Regions from separate parts of the Mus musculus genome. Here regions 1, 2 and 4 are each linked to region 3. Evidence: chromatin loops called from intact Hi-C (ENCODE). Cell type or tissue: left cerebral cortex. All regions are shown on one strand. Region 1 has its middle 11 kb from the start of Gm25214. Region 2 overlaps Atp9a (ATPase, class II, type 9A). Region 3 holds the start of Atp9a (ATPase, class II, type 9A). Region 4 overlaps Atp9a (ATPase, class II, type 9A).

Region 1 (4,000 bases), 130 kb before region 3:
ACGGGTGGTTGTGAGCCACCATGTGGTTGCTGGGATTTACACTCAGAAACTTCGGAAGAGCAGTCAGTGAGTGCTCTTACCCGCCCTTACCATCTCGCCAGCCCCCAAGACCCTATAAAAAATCGAGTGGCTCCCTCCAGAGTTCTGGCTCAAGCAAAAAAAAAAAAAAAAAAAAGACGCTAAATCATCTTAAATCCCCATCTGCCTGAGACCCCCTCTGAGAAACACAACCATAAATATGCGTGGCTCTGTTGCCATTCACGCCGGAAACAACCGCGATGTTGCCTGTTTTACTACCTATGGACCAGAAAGACAGCAGCGGGGATTTTTGGAACACTCCAGGCAAAGCTATGAGCTTCCTTCTCTCCCAAGGGAGAGGGTGCTCTCTCGATCAGGGACAAGTGCCCTGGGATAGGGCCCGAGGCATGGCCAAAAAGCCTGGCAGTGGCCGGGAAAGCCAAAGATGGGAAGAAAGCATCGGTGACACAGCCCTGCCTCCCTCTCCTCCCCCGCTCAGGTTAGAAATATCAACAACATTCCTGCCCACTGTAATCAAATACTTACGCAAAAAGCTATGGAATGCGCAATAATTTGTCAGGCATCCTTTTAGCCCAGTCCACTGGAGCAAACTCTGCCCGGGCCCCTTGACCCTCAGAGGGTGCCCTTTGACCTTACTTGGACCTCTTTTATGCGCAGCTTCACTCTGACCAGATGGCTAAACTATCAAAGGATTTTATGAGTCAAAACTACTGCTTTCTCAATTCACAAGTTGCGTATTTCTATCCGTGTTTGTGTGACCGGTCTACGTGAAGCTTTAAATTGAAAACACAAGAGGGGGCCCCCGCAGCTGGGGCCCGCCTCCCCGTATTGTGTGTGAGCACGGGGGTTAGGGCTGTTTGCAGAGAAAACAGCTGACACACAGATGCAGACAATTTCAGCTAAATATTTAAAATAGCCATCAAGAAAAGGATGGCTGATTATTTTTCTCCCTCCTCTGGTTCCACCCATGATCTTTTGTGGCGCTCGAGGCAAGCACCGTTCTTACGCAAATCAAAACCTCATCCTTTCCTCCTTCTAGCGGAGGCCGGTGGGCAAAATGTAAAAATAATAAGAAAAGGGGCTGAGATATAACTCTGTAAATAAAAGAGCCTGATGCCAAACTTGATGATCCAAGTTCGAATCCCAGGACCCACAAGGTGGAAAAGAGACCTAACTCCTGAAAGTTGTCCTCTGGTGCACGTGCGCGCGCGCACACACACACACAGACACACACACTAAATTTTGATATAAAAATATTTCACAGCTGGAGAGCTGGCTCATTGGGCTACTCGCTGCTTTTGTGGGGGACCCCGGTTTTGAGTCGCAGTCCCCACATGATGGCTCGGAAGCACTTGTGACTCTAGTTCTAGGGGATCTGCTGTGCTCTTCTGGCCTCTGTGAGCACCAGGCCTGCATGAGAGGAATAGACACACACACACACACACACACACGTTTGTATGTATGTATGTATATATGTATGCATATATATAATGCAGTATTTACTTAAAACCTTGTCTGGTAAAAAGAAAAGGGTTCCAGCTTTGTTCAGCATCTGAAGGTGTGTGTGTTTGCACATGCACGTGAGTGCACACCCACATTTATATGTATCTATTATATACATATACATGTGTACACACACACCTACATATATAATGCAGTATTTATTTAAAGCCTTTTCTGGTAAAAAGGAAAGGTTTCCGTTCAGCATCGGAGGCTGTGAGTGCAAACGGCACAGAGGAGGGTCAGGGGACAGTATGTGCATGCATAGGCCAGAGGACAATGCGAGGTGTCATCTTCCCTCAGCCGCTTCTCCGTGATATTATTACAGGCTCTCACTATGTAATTAATCCTGGAGACCAGGCTGGCCTCAGGCTCACAGAGACCTGCCTCCCTCAGCCTCCCGAGTGCTGGGATCACAGGTGTACACCGCCATGTCTGGCCATCCACCTTGTGGTTTTGAGATGTGGTCTTCTACTAAGCCTAGAGCTCATCAACGGTGGTGTCCAGTTTTCTATCAACCTGACCCAAGCTGGAGCTATTTGGGAAAAGGGAAACTCAACTGAGAAAAATGCCCCTACCAGATTGGCCTGTAGGGGGAGCCCCTGGTGCATTTACTTGATACAGGATTGTTTGGGAGAGCACAGCCCACTTGGTGGGGGAGCCATCCCTGGGCAGGTGGTCCTGAATGAGCAAGCCAATAAGCAGTAAGTATCCTCTGCATCAGCACCTGCCTCCTGGTTTCTGCCCCAGCCCCGCCTCTCCATCTCTATTCCTCAGTTGCAAACGTCTTGGCTTCACTGTAAACTCGAGCAACTATGGAAGCAGGGAATAGAGGTGGCTTCTTTCTAACACTTCTAATTCACCCAGGGTTTGTCCAGCCTTTGATTTCAGAGTTGACTCGGGCTCTCATGTTTTCCTGACTGCATTAGAGAGGCCCCTTAGGGGTCAGAGGGGATCCCCAGGTCCCAGAGTCGGTTAGAAGTAGAGACCCACACATGTGATGGTGTAGAGAAAGATGGCCTTTACCGGCTCTCAGCTTGTGACCAGGGGACCAGATAGTGCTAACTTCAGGGACACCAGCCTCATGGAGTTGTAGTTTCAGAAGGATCTGAGCTGTAACCGGCATGAGACGTTTCTCAGTATGTTTCTGAGAGAGTTGTGTGTGTGAGGGGGAGGGAGGGAGGGAGGGATTTGTGTGTGGGTGTTGGGGGTGAGTGTGGAGATGTGTGAGTGGGTGTGAATATGGGGTGGGTGTTGGGATGTGGCTATTTTGTTTTATTTTTTCTCTTCCCTTTCTCCCTCTTGCTTCGGCCCTGCTCGCTTTGGCCCATAGGTTGTTTGTTTGTTTGTTTCTCATTACAGATGGTTGTGGTTGCTGGGATTTGAACTCATGACCTCCGGAAGAGCAGTCAGTGCTCTTAACCGCTGAGCCATCTCTCCAGCCCGCCAAACATATTTTTTAAAGAGGCTTCTTTATAAAGATTTATTACTTATTTTATTTTATACGCGAGTGTGTTTTGTCTGCACATGTGTCTGTCCACCCTATACATGCCTATGACACTAGATGAGAGCGCCAGATCCCCTGCAGTTAGATCCGTCAGGAGCCGCCATGTTGTAGATGCTGGGACTCTAACTCCAGTGCTCTGGAAAAGCAGTTCATGTTCTAAACTGTGCTGGAACCGTCCTCAGCCCTCAGATCCCATCTTTAAAAACAAGAGACAACAGTGCTGGAGAAATGGCTCAGCAGTTAAGAGTAGTTGTTCTCCCAAAGGACCGGGGTTCAAGCTCAGCACTTAAATGGCAGCTCACAAACTATGTAACTCCAGTTCCAGGGACTCCAACACTCTCATGTGCAGGTAAAAACCCACCAATTGGAAGCAGAGCTGGGAAAGTGACTCAGTCAGAAAAGAGCTTGCTCTGCAGGGGATGGAGTGTACTGGACACACATACAGGACGTGCTTGAATGAACATGTCAAGAGCTGGGCCATGGCACAGTCTTTAATCCCAGCACTTGGGGGGCAGAGGTAGGCAGATTTCTGAGTTCAAGGCCAGCCTGGTCTACAGAGTGAGTTCCAGGACAGCCAGGGCTGCATGGAGAAAGCCACTTGCAATTGTGATCTTGCCTTCGCTTCTCAATGCATTGCGTGTTTTCCGGAGCTGGAGAGACAGCTCAGCAGTTAAGAGCACTGGCCTCTCTGGCAGAGGATCCAGGCTTGGCTCCCAGAACCCAGGTGTAGGCTTACAACCATCTGTAACTCCAGGAGATCTGATGCCATCTTCTGACTTCCAATGGCACCAGGCTCCAATGCGGTGCCCAGACACACATGCACGCGAACATGAATACTTGTGAAATAAAATGAACACTTAAAAAAATAAAATCTGTTTTCTTTTTATATGTATTTAATGTATATATAGTGAGTGTGCCCAGATGGACCCCAGCCAGCCATGACATGGAAGTGGA
Region 2 (4,000 bases), 57 kb after region 3:
AGCCCTCAGGAAGAGCAGGCGGGAGGGTCAGAAGTTCAAGGCCACTCTGGGATATTAGAGACTGTCTAAATCAGTCATCAGCCAATCACGTTGGATTTTGAAGCATTGTGGGTTTGGGAGTTCTGTGTTATTGGGGTCACTCTGCAGCAAGAGCAGGCCCTGGCATGTCCTGAGTCTATAGCTCAGCTTTTTAGCCCCTGTAAGAGTCCTGGAGGTTCTTACAGGTTCCAGTCCTCCACCCCGACCCCGGGGCTCTGAGATACAAAGCCAGTCAGACAAACGTTGCATTGAAATCCAAATGGTTCTGAGAAGGGGCCTGGAAGCTCCTGTACCCCTGCCTGGAAATGGTCACAGAGTGACCGTCCTGTGTTGGCCACTGTCCCATCACCCCGCTGGACAGTTACAACAGGCTGCACGTCTCCTTTTTTGTAACGTAGAAAGGCTGATGATGGCTCAGCAAAGTCAAGGGCCTAACCCTATCCTACAGTGAGTGAGTGGTTGGAAGGATTTGAACAGACCTCGTGGAAGGGGTGGGAAGTAGAGATTTATTTTCTCTGTGAGCCGCTAGCCATTGGTGGGCCGTCTCTTCAAGGACAACAGCGGGCACTGCCCAGAGCCACTGAGGGAAGCCAAGCTTCATGCTTGAGCTGCAGACATCAGACAGTGCCCAATCTCTCCGCAGGCTCTTGCTTCTTGCGCACGGATCAGCTGGATGGAGAGACAGACTGGAAGCTTCGGCTCCCGGTGGCCTGCACACAGAGGCTTCCCACGGCTGCTGTGAGTCTCTTTTCTCAAAGAACCGTATGCTGGCCACTAGACCACAGCCTGGTTCTCACACCCAGATGTACTCGGGGGTAGTAGGGGCGGGGGGAGCATGCGAAGTGGGGCTGGTGGGGAACTGGAGACCCTGGAGCCCGTGTTGATTGCACTTACCTGGCAGTACCTAAAGCAGCCCCAGCCCACATGAGGGGCAACGCTTCTGAGAGTGACCTTGCCTGTTTGCTGGGTAGTAAGGAAAGGTCTTTCCTTTTGCTGAGTGTCTGTATCAGTGGTTCTCAGCCTTCCTAATGTTTCGACCTTTAACACAGTTCCTCATGTTGTGGTGACACCCCCCCCCCAAGCCATAAGATTATTTCGTTGCTATTTCATAACTGTAATTTTGCTGCTGTTATGAGTCATAATTTAAATATCTGAGATTCAGGATATCTGATACACAACCCCCAAAAGGGTCATGAGCCACAGGTTGAGAACTGCTTATCTTGAGGCTGCTCAACATGCAGAGTGCGTCCTGCAGGGGTAGTGGTTTGAGTAAGAATGGCCCCTAATAAGCTCCTGTGTTTGATTGGTTAGTCGCAGGGATGGGGGTGTCACTACTTGAGAAGGATTAGGAGGAGGTGTGGCCTTGTTGGAGTGGCACGGCCTTGTTGGAGAAGCCCAGTCTCTCTCCCAGCCTTTGTGGACTGGGGTGTAACTCTCAGCTGCCTCTCCGTCACTGTCACCGTCACACGTCACACGCGTGTGCCACCGTGTCCTTAGCATGATGATAATAGACGCGCCTTGATAATAATAGACTCGCCTTTTGAAACTGTAAATGCTTTCATTTTATAAGCGCTGCCTTGGTCATGGTGTCTCTTCACAGCAACAGGACACTGGCCAAGACAGCAGCAGGCCTTGCCCTTGCCCTCAGCCCCACGCCCTGTCTCTACTCTGACCTCAGCGGCAGCCCTCCTGACCGCTGGCCCCCTTGTGGCTGCCTCGGATGGGCGGCAGGTCCATCACACAGGCCCTGTGCGCAAGTGTCTCTCTAGTCTGTGGGTGCCTGTATTGATTTTGGTTTTACCTAGTATTTCCCCCCTCCCCTCTTTTTCTTTTGTTTGCTCTGGGGATTGAACGCAGAACCTTGCACATACATACATGTGCCAGGTGATTTTGTTACCACAGAGCCACATGTCACATTTCCTGATCGCCCTTGCCTGCCATTCCCTCCTGACCCACTTCCAGGCAGGATTCTGCCAGCAGCCACCGACCAGTCTGTGCCCTGCTGTGCCCTAGGACATAGAACTAGGTGGCCACGGAGCGCAGCCCCCGTGTAGAGGTTTGGCATAGCAGACGATTAAAACTTTTTTTTTTTAAATTAGGTATTTTCCTCGTTTACATTTCCAGTGCTATCCCAAAAGTCCCCCATACCCACCCCCCAATACGCTACCCACCCACTCCCCCTTTTTGGCCCTGGCGTTCCCCTGTACTGGGGCATATAAAGTTTGCAAGTCCAAAGGGGCTCTCTTTCCAGTGATGGCTGACTAGGCCAGATTAAAAATAGTAAATTATTACTATTTTTTTTTAAGATTTATTTATTTATTATATGTAAGTACACTGTAGCTGTTTTCAGACACACCAGAAGAGGGCGTCAGATCTCGTTACAGATGGTTGTGAGCCGCCATGTGGTTGCTGGGATTTGAACTCCGGACCTTTGGAAGAGCAGTCGGGTGCTCTTTCCCACTGAGCCATCTCACCAGCCCCAATTTATTACTATTTTAAAAAAAGAATATGAGTACATTGTTGCTGTCTTCAGACACACACCAGAAAAGGGCATTGAATTTCATTACAAATGGTTGTGAGCCACCATGTGGTTGTTAGGATTTGAACTCAGGACCTCTGGAAGAGCAGGCAGTGCTCTTAACCACAGAGCCATCTCACCAGCTCCTACTTGGTTCATTTTAAATGAGAAACTCCAGAATGAGTTTCTAGTGCTCTAAGAGCCCGGGGAGCCTCCCTGCCTACGAGAGGGAGGGTTGATCTAGGGATGGGACTCTGTTCTTATCTTATGGGCCCACAGAAAGGAACCCGATCCTCAGAGTGGTGGGAGGTTTTGGTGCCAGAGTCGGAAGCAAAAATGGCAGAGTGTTCTGCAGCCTCAAATTGGAAGCGCCTCCTGGTTTAATAGATGCTTACTTTGTCCTTTGTCTGTCCCAGGCCTGCACTGGGGACATTAAAAATAGATAAGATACTGTTGGCTCTGGTGTCAGGAGACACTAATTGCCTTTTTGGGCCTGGGGAATTGAGAGGAGCAGTGGTCTAGTGTTTTGTTTTGTTTTTGCTCTTTTAAGAGTGAGGGAATTGGGTTCAAGATCTAGCAGGGCAGCTCTCCCTGTACTCCTTAGTCTATTCCTGATTTAAAAACAGTGGAACTGTGTGGGTGGAAAGCTGTGGGGGACAGAGAGCAGCCCTGTTCCCTAGCCTCTCCCAGAGATGCCCGTCTTCTCTCCAGAGGGGATGCCGTGAGAGTGGCGCTGAGCTTTCCAGATCTTTCTCAGTGCTCTGGGATGTGTGCCTTAGGACCCATGGGTGATGGTTTATGGAGGTAGGACATTCCTTCCCTGCTGCTCTGACTTTCCCCAGCTCAGGTACAAGGAAATCTCCAGGCGTCCTCTTATCAGTGCTGGGATCCGCAGTGCCCCCTGGGTGGCGCAGCCTGCTTGAGGGACTGAGGGGCAGCCAACGCCTTCACTAGCTACCAGACCCTTCCAGTTACTGTTTTCTGCCCCCACACAGGCTATGCTGTCTCTCTGTGTCCTTGCCAGCACTTGGTATTTTCTGTCTGCCTGGTTTTTTTTTGTTTGTTTGTTTGTTTGGTTTTTTAAATGAGTACACTGTAGCTGTACAGATGGTTGTGAGCCTTCATGTGGTTGCTGGGAATTGAATTTAGGACCTCTGCTCGCTCTGGTAAACCCCTCTGCTATGGTCAACTCTGCTCGCTAAGTCCCTGCTCGCTCCGGCCCAAGGATTATTTATTATTATAAATGATCTCATTACCAATGGTTGTGAGCTGCCATGTGGTTGCTGGGATTTGAACTCATGACCTTTGGAAGAGCAGTTTGAGCTCTTAACTGCTAAGCCATCTCTCCAGCCCAGTCTGTCTGGTTTTGATCGCCATCATAACAGATGTGAGGCTCCCAAGTCCTTCTCAGGGCCTCACACGCAGGAGCTGTTTACTGTCCTC
Region 3 (4,000 bases):
CGGCTTTTATAGCTTTTTTTTTTTTTGGCTTTTCCTCAGGACGATATTTTATTTTATTTTTCCATTTTTTATTCTTTTATAGCTTTTTTAAAAAAAATAATGTTCTTTCTCATTTAATTAATTAATTTTTTAATTTTTAAATTTATTATATGTAAGTACACTGTAGCTGTCTTCAGACACCCCAGAAGAGGGCGCCAGATCTCATTACGGATGGTTGTGAGCCACCATGTGGTTGCCGGGATTTGAACTCAGGACCTTCGGTCAGTGCTCTTAACCGCTGAGCCATCTCCTCAGCCCCTCAAAGATCTTTCTAGACACCCAGGAGTCAGAGACACCCAGCCCATTGAACGGATGGGGCTGGTTTCCTTTATTTTTTTGAGACAGGTTCTCGCCATGTAGCTCAGAATAGCCTGGAACTCCCCTTGTAGCCCAGGAGAGCCTCTAACTCATTGGATACCGAGGCTTTAAGTGTCTCTCTCTTCCAGAGAGTGGCTTATGAGAGTGAAACCTTTTAAAAAGAACTTTGTTTGTTTTAGGTGGGACTTGTACTTAATTCCAGCACTCAGGAGGCTGAGGCAGAAAAATTGGCTAGCCTGGGCTACCTATGGAGACTATGTCACACACAGGCACATTCTGCTGCCCTGGAGCCTTGCCCATACAGTGCGTCTGGCATGCATGCTAGCCCTGCTATTGCTCATGGCTGACTAATGTTCCTTCCAACGCTGCCTATCTGAGCTCTGTCACAGACAAGGAACTGGAGCCCTGCAGAGCATGGGGTCTGCCGGGAGGAGTTTCACAGCTGGAAGGTGCTGGAAGCCTCCAGGGTCCTGGCTGATCAGTTGCTCTTGCTACATTTTGGGTCCAGAGAGGGTATTAGCCATAGGAGCCAAGGGAGTGCCTGAATGTATGTGGGGCAGCATTTGCTTGGTGCTCCAAAGGGTTCCGGTAGCTGTGGCTCTGCTGTGACCTGACCCATATCCCGATGGATGACTGAGTGTGGAGCCCAGCCCTGCTCCCTGATGATGCCGTGGTTCTGTGCTGGCGGCTCGGAGTTCCTGTGCCTTGCTGGTGAAATGGGTTTAGTTATTTGGATTTAGTGGGGAGGGCTATTGGGACTTGCTGAAAGCTTTAGGATCTAGCTAAACTCAACTACAAGTCTATCTTTGGCTGGCTGGGAATGGTAGTACACACCTTTAATCCCAGCGCTAGTGTGGCAGAGGCAGGTGGATTTCTTTGAAGCCAGCCTGGTCTAGAGTTCCAGGTCAGGGCTATGTAGTGAGATCCTGTGTGAGGAGCTGGGGACAGATGTGGGTCCGGAGGTAGGATTTGCTCTCTTACTCTAATGGGTCTACCTATATGCACATACTGAGCTCTGTGTGCCATGGCACATATGGTGTGGTTGTGGTGGTGGTGGTGGTGGTGTGTGTGTGTGTGTGTGTGTGTGTGTGTGCGCGCGCGCGCGCGCGAGTGTACGTGTGTCTTGATGCTGCGGACAAAACCTAGGACCTGGCCCTGTTGCACCATTTTAGAAATGAAGAGGAAGAAGTAAGCCAGCCAGCTCAGCTGGTAGAAGAATAGTGTTTTCCCTCAAAAATACTTCTGATGCCTCCTTCCTTGGGGAATGTCTTTGGAATCTCAGTCACTTTTGTTATTTGTTTGGTATCCTTTCTCGATAGAGAAAATACTATAAAAGATAGGGACCCTGGCAGAAAACATCAGCAGAAACTGCCCCTCATAGTTCAGCATCGTTTATGGTAGTTACACGGTGTTACATCTTGAGGGACTTGACATACATACTCATTTTAAAAAAGATTTGTGTATTTTACTTTTTTTTTTTTTTTTTGCATATGTTTGAATCATATGCATGCAATACCAACGATGGCCACAAGAGGGCATCATTTCCCCTGGAGCTGGACTACCGACATTGATCAGCTAGCACAAGGGTGCTGGAAATCGAACCCAGGTCCTCTACAAGTGCAGCTGGTGAACATAACCAATGAACCATCTCTCTAGCCCTCTATATGCTGGTCGATTGATTATTTATTTAGAGACATCGTTTCTCTGTATATCCCTGGCTCATCAAGGCTCTGTAGACCAGGTTGGCCTTGAACTCAGCCTGCCTCTACCTCCCAAGTGCTGAGATCAAAGGCATACACCACCAAACTCAGCTCCTATGTGCTGGTTTTAAGGTTTGTTTTCATTATTCTTTTAAGTAGCATATGCCTGCGTGGGTGTATGCCACGTCAGCGCAGGTGCCCTCTCCGACCCCTTGGGGCTGAAGCTGCAGGTGTGTCAAGCAATGGTGGCTGCTTTTTAAATGCTGAGCTGTTCTCTGGCGCCCAGAGTGTTTTCATTTTCACAATATCCTTTTTGAGATAGAGAGAGACAGACTGACTGATACAGCCTTTGCATGCGATCACTGTGTCTGGGTGAAGGCTGCTGTGACTCTGTTATTATGATTTAGGAATGCAGCTGGAGAGAGGGGTGGGATTGATGCCACAGGGTGTGTGGGGGTCCGAAAACCTGCCCACCTTCTCCCCCCAACCCCGGCCCGAAACTCGGGGGACCCCAGCGCGAGGCGCAGGTTGCAGCAGAGGAGGCAGGCTGTGCGCGCGAGTGGCCGCGGCGTGGAGGTGGGGTGAGCAGGGCGGGGTGAGTGCGCGCCGCTCGGAGCGAGCAGGAGAGAATGCCCGGGGTGGGGTGAGTGCGGCGGGACGCGCGCTCGCGCTCGCGCGCACGGACACGGCGGGGGGCGCGTGGCCGGGGGGAGGCGCGCGTGGGGGGCGCGCGGCGCGGGCGGGGACACTGCGGCGGCCCCGGGCGGCGGGCGGGCGCGCGCGTGGGCGCAGCGCGGAGCGGGGCCCATGGTGCGGCCGTGTCCGTCGGTCGGGCCGCGCGGGCGGCTCCGCGCGTGGCCCGGCGCTCGCGACCTCGCCCCTGCGCTGCGGGCCCGGCCCGCCCGCTGCCGGCGCCTTCTCCCCCTGCCCCGGGGCGGCGCGGAGGCCGCGGGGAGCGCAGGGGGCGCGGCGGGCGGCGACATGACGGACAGCATCCCGCTGCAGCCCGTGCGCCACAAGAAGCGGGTGGACAGTAGGCCGCGCGCGGGGTGAGTGGCCGGGCCGTGGGCAGGGAGGAGGGGACACCTGCCGCGGCCCCCGGGAGTCCGTCCTGGCAGGCGGGGGACCCCGCCAGGGGCTGGGGGCGGGGGCAGGCTCGATCCCCTGGGGACAGAGGTCGAGCTGGAGAGAATGCAGAGTCCCAGGCCGCGCCTCCAGCCGCCAATCGGAGCCCCTGGGGGTGGGACCTGGGAGGTGCGTTTCTAGGGCCGCGCAGGTAAGGCGCTGCGGCTGGGCGGGGCCTGCGGCGCCGTCTCTCCGGTTCCCTGTAGCTCGGCCGTGGGACGCCGGAGCTGGGTGGGGCTGCTGAGCAGGTATCAGTGTAGGAAGGAGAGATGCCAGCTGCCATCTTGTGGGCTCTTTGTGCCTGGCTTCCCCGAGGCCTCAGTTCGGAGGCTCTACTCAATTCTACCGAGTGGGAAACGGAAACGGAAAGCCTGGGGGTGGGGGCGGGGGCGGGAAGGTACTGGAACACGGTTCCCACATTTCCTGCTCCACACTTCCTGCGGGTGGTGTTTGTTGGCTTTTTAAATTGTTTTGGGGTTTGATGGTGCTAGGGACCAAACCCGGTCCTCCAGCCTGTTAACCATTCTACCACTGAGCTACACGCCCCCCCCCCATCCCCCAGAATATAAGTTTTTATGAAGACACTTCGTCAGAGCTCTGTGTGGAACCCTACCCCAACCCCTGCAATAAACACTTTAATTAGTAAGATAAGTAGACTGTAATGTGCCGCGGTTGATTCGTGTCTCCTTGTTAAATGCAGGGACTGTGCCAGGTGATTCTTAGGAAAAACCTGACTTAAACAAGGTCTGCCTAATAGGTGTGCAGGTGTAGGAGTTTACCTGGGGAACTTGAAGCCCACCCCTGACCTCATTTTAGAC
Region 4 (4,000 bases), 51 kb after region 3:
GCAGACCCCTTTACTCACTGAGCCACCTTGCTGGCCCTCCAGTAAGGATTTTCAGCTCTCGCCTTGGCTGCACCGGTGCTTCCTGCTCCCGTTTCTGTGCCCCGTCCCCACCCTCCCCCTTCTCTGTTCCTCCTCCTGCTCTTTCCACTTCTCTTCCTCCTTTCTGGAAGACAGAGGTTAATTCTCGCTTAGGAGTTGTGGGTTCTAAATTGCCTTTCACTTTGGGAGTTGGTACCAGCCACTGAAGACTGCGTCTCTGTCCTCCAGCGCCTCAGGAAATAGGGCTGGTGAGGCACCTCAGTGGATACAGGCTCTTGTCGCCAAACTCGACAGGTTAAGTCCTCTCCACAGGACTCAGAGTGGAAGGAGGAAACTAACTCCTGAAAGTTGTCATCAGCCTCCACAGACGTGTGCACACCCCCCCCCCATCCCATCGTCACCACCACCACCATGTATGGGGTGGGCCATACACACTTAATGCAAGGCACCATCACTACTGTAACAGGTGTGGGTCTAGGGCTCTCTTGATCTCTTTCTTTAGTTTTTATGTTTTTATTTACATGTATGGGTATTTTGCATGCATGTGTGTCTGTGCGCCATGTGTACACAGTGGCCGTGGATGCCAGAGAACAGTGTCAGATCCCCTCAAACTGGAGTTAACAGGTGGTTGTGAGCTACCATGTGAGTACTGGGAATAAACCCTTAGTCTTCTGGAAGAGCAGCCAGGTTTCTTGTTTTGTTTTGTTTTGTTTTGTTTTGTTTTTTGAGACAGGGTTTCTCTGTGTAGCCCTGGATATCCTGGAACTCACTTTGTAGACCAGGCTGGCCTCGAACTCAGAAATCCGCAGCAGCCAGGTTTCTTAACTGAGGAGCCATCTCTCCTATCTTGGTCTCTCTTGAAGCTGCTGACCTATGGCTCATCCTCCCTACCACCCCCGGTGACAGTCCCTGGTTAAGCAACACAAGTGTCCGGTCATGTAGGGGTCCTCTGGTCTGCTGGAGACCTTGCTGGCTGGGCCAGGTCTAGCAGGCTTGCTTGCAGTGGAGGATTAACATGCTGGGAGACCTAGTGACTGCAGACATGCTGGGTTAGAGGGTGTGCTGAGGTAGAGTGGCTGGCCTGAGGGAGTCTAACTGATCATAACTCAGGGCTGCACGTGGAAGGAAAAGACTGTGGGCCTAGCAGTTCAAGTTTTTGAGTTAGTTTATTTTATATATGTGTGTGTGTGTGTGTGTATGTATATATATATATATATATATATATATATTTTAATATATTTGTCTCTAGTTGGAAAAGCAACCTACCTCATGCTTATTGTAAAAAGAAAAAGTGAGAAGGATTTAGAGAGAAATCTCAGTGTTGATAGAATGAATCCCTGTCGAGCCCCTGAAAGCCTGTTCTCTGTCAAGTTCACAGACACACAGGCCCAGGGGTGGCGGCTTCAGCAGTAAGTTAGGCTTAACCATTGGCAAAGAGCTGAACCTGGGTGTGGTCGTTAACGTTAGGCCCTTGGCATACATTTGCTAATAAAACCAGAGACTGTAAGTGAAGTTTCGTAAAGTTGGGAGGACCTCCTGAGGAGGAGTTCACTGGAGCCGAGGGTGGGGCAGGGCTTCAGATATCTGTCTAACATCAAGGCTTTGGTGCTGGAACCAGCCCTGAGCCTGGAGTCCTCCAGAGCTCTAACCCTTCCTGCCTGGAGTTGTTGGTGCCCCCTGGTGGAGCAGGAAAGCAAGTCAGGCTAATTTCTCCATTTCAAATTCCACTGGGTACCAAGAAAATTACAGGAGTAATTTCTCCATCTCTGGAATTCTCTATTGCCTCTGCCCCCGCCTTCTCCTCGTGTGTGTGTGTGTGTGTGTGTGTGTGTGAGGGGGGGGGAGGTGTAGGTTTGCAGGTGCTGGAAGAGTCCAAAAGAGGACACCAGATGCCCCTGGAGCTGGAATGACCACCACTTAAGAGTGCTAGGGCATGCTGGGCGTGGTGGCGCTTGCCTTTAATCCCAGCACTCGGGAGGCTGAGGCAGGCGGATTTCTGACGTCGAGGCCAGCCTGGTCTACAAAGCGAGTTCCAGGACAGCCAGGGCTACACAGAGCAAAAAAAACCCAAAAGAGTGCTAGGGAGTGAACTTGACCTTTGAGGATCAGCACCTGTTCCCTCAAAGGTGGCAGATGTCTCTCTGGCTTTTCTCTTAGACTTTTCTGTAGGTTCTGGGGATGCAGTTCAGGTCCTCATGTCTGTGTGGCAAGGACTCTACCCACTGAGCTGTCTCCCCAGTCCTGTGCATTTTATTGTGATGATTAATTTAACTTATTGGTGAATGATAATTGAGCTCCATTACTGGTTGATTTAGAAATGCTAACTTACAGCAGGGGCAGCCCACTTCTCCTGAAGAGCCTTAGTTCTCCTGGTGCGCTGTTAAAGCGGAGACTGGGCTCCCAAGGCCACTGCAGCCCAGGGAGGCCACTGCAGCCCAGGGAGGCTTCCTCCTAGTGAGACAGAGGCGGGATGTGGGCGCTTGTGCGCCTTGCTGCCTGGAAGAATCTAAATGGTCCGAGACAGTGATGTGTTTGTTGGTCTGTTGCCTTTCAGGGACCGTGAAGGTGAAGAGTTCAAACATCCAGGTGGGAGACCTCATCCTTGTGGAAAAGGTGAGCTGAGTCTAGAAACTTCTCAGGGGCTGGGCGTCAGCGGGAGCACGGGGAGCTGGAGCACGGGGAGCTGGAGCACGGGGAGCGGGAGCATGGGAAGCTGGAGCACGGGGAGTGGTCCATGCTGGGTAGAGCCCTGCCTTGCTCTGTGCATCTGGTGGACCGGACTGCCGGGAAGAAACTCTTCAGGATGCTAGCAGACATCTCTGCCTTGGGAAGAAAAACTTCCATCCCATTGAGACAAACACAAAAAGATTCCCCTGAGGCACCCATAAGCTGGGGAGCCAGTAGCCCTGCTTATAATTATAAACGGAATCTACATTTGATTTTCTTCTTGGTGTGTTTCTTTGGAGAGGGTCACCCCTCTCCCCCACTTAATGATAATGTCTTTTCTACAAGACAGCTTGCTACATGGACACTTAAAAATATTTATTGAACTCACCTTTGTCAAACTATTGACCTGAGCGCCCTGACTCTCGGGGTCTGCCAGCCGTTTTATGGGGAGCAGGGGCGGACACTGTGGAGAGTTGTTAAATGTCTGGGTTAATGCTTGTCACTTGAACAGATACTGGCACACCTGTTTACTGTCTGTATTTGGAAGGTGAGAGGTTTGGGGGTGGTGTCTGGAAAGTCTGGGGATTATAATTGGTCAGAAAAAAGAACCTGTCTTACCGTGTTTCTGTGGGGATTGAATGGTGCTGGTTCTTGGCGATGGTGAAGTTAACTTGAGAGAACCTGGAGTCCTTGGGGGCAGAGCCCCTCTGGTCATATCCCTTCCCAGCACAGCCACACAGGCTACTGCTGCCCCCTCCCACCCCTGCCTGTATTCATTCCTATTTCTTTACTATTTGTTTCTGAAATGAGATCCGCCAGCCTCTGCAGGGATCAAAAGCCTATACATCACACCTGGCCTTAGTTACTGTTCACAACTTTCCTTCCTGGCATCCTGCCGCAAGCCAAACAAGAGGACAGGGCGATGGGTTAGTCCCTAAAGTGCTCACCACCAGAGAATGAACCAGGACTCAAGTTTGTGTGAAAAGAGCTGGGTGTGGTGGCACCTGTGATCCCAGCACGGGGCAGGGGGCAGGCAGAAGCAGGTAGATCCCCGATTGGGGGGGGGGGGGGGCTCCATGACAGGTTTTAGGCCAGTGACATCACATCTCCAAAAACCCAAAATAAAAGACAAACAACAATAGAAACCCAAGAATGTCTCTCCATGCAAGTATTTGCGTGCACATCCAAAGATGAATACATGTATATGTGTACTTGCATGTGCACGCGCACACACCCACACATATCCCCCCCCCCCCATACACACACGAGGAGAAGGCGGGGGCAGAGGCAGTAG

Evidence for each region. A loop is a pair of places that touch in the nucleus more often than their neighbours do. Peaks named below come from ENCODE experiments on the same cell type or tissue, not always from the same donor. Only the 100,000 strongest peaks of a DNase experiment are listed, where the experiment ranks them.
Region 1: it touches region 3 in a loop (2.5-fold over the local background); 4 of 42 quality-filtered maps call a loop at or near these places.
Region 2: a loop joins it to region 3, with 5 times the contacts of the local background. A loop is called at or near these places in 17 of 42 quality-filtered maps.
Region 4: it touches region 3 in a loop (4-fold over the local background); 17 of 42 quality-filtered maps call a loop at or near these places.

What each region holds. Positions count from the first base shown.
Region 1 is chr2:168,868,821-168,872,820 of GRCm38, reverse strand. No RefSeq gene overlaps it. Among named protein-coding and RNA genes, the nearest start is that of Gm25214, 11 kb to the left of the region's middle. In left cerebral cortex, a CTCF peak has its summit at 2,133 (motif pointing right); a DNase peak (open chromatin) is centred at 2,074.
Region 2 is chr2:168,684,118-168,688,117 of GRCm38, reverse strand. It overlaps Atp9a (ATPase, class II, type 9A), which reads left to right. Exons shown (of 28, transcript NM_015731.3): 7 at 683-777. Among named protein-coding and RNA genes, the nearest start is that of Mir7004, 45 kb to the right of the region's middle. In left cerebral cortex, CTCF peaks have their summits at 1,740 and 2,410 (motif pointing right); DNase peaks (open chromatin) are centred at 2,920, 3,261 and 3,448; H3K27ac peaks cover 1,221 bases.
Region 3 is chr2:168,740,788-168,744,787 of GRCm38, reverse strand. Atp9a (ATPase, class II, type 9A) reads left to right here and starts at 2,988. Exons shown (of 28, transcript NM_015731.3): 1 at 2,988-3,106. The coding sequence starts at 3,039. In left cerebral cortex, CTCF peaks have their summits at 173 (motif pointing right), 1,887 (motif pointing right) and 3,329; DNase peaks (open chromatin) are centred at 1,920, 2,522, 3,366 and 3,914; H3K4me3 peaks cover 1,813 bases; H3K27ac peaks cover 1,357 bases.
Region 4 is chr2:168,689,618-168,693,617 of GRCm38, reverse strand. It overlaps Atp9a (ATPase, class II, type 9A), which reads left to right. Exons shown (of 28, transcript NM_015731.3): 5 at 2,594-2,652. Among named protein-coding and RNA genes, the nearest start is that of Atp9a, 50 kb to the left of the region's middle. RefSeq lists an enhancer at 1-499. In left cerebral cortex, a CTCF peak has its summit at 1,711 (motif pointing left); a DNase peak (open chromatin) is centred at 1,713; H3K27ac peaks cover 30 bases.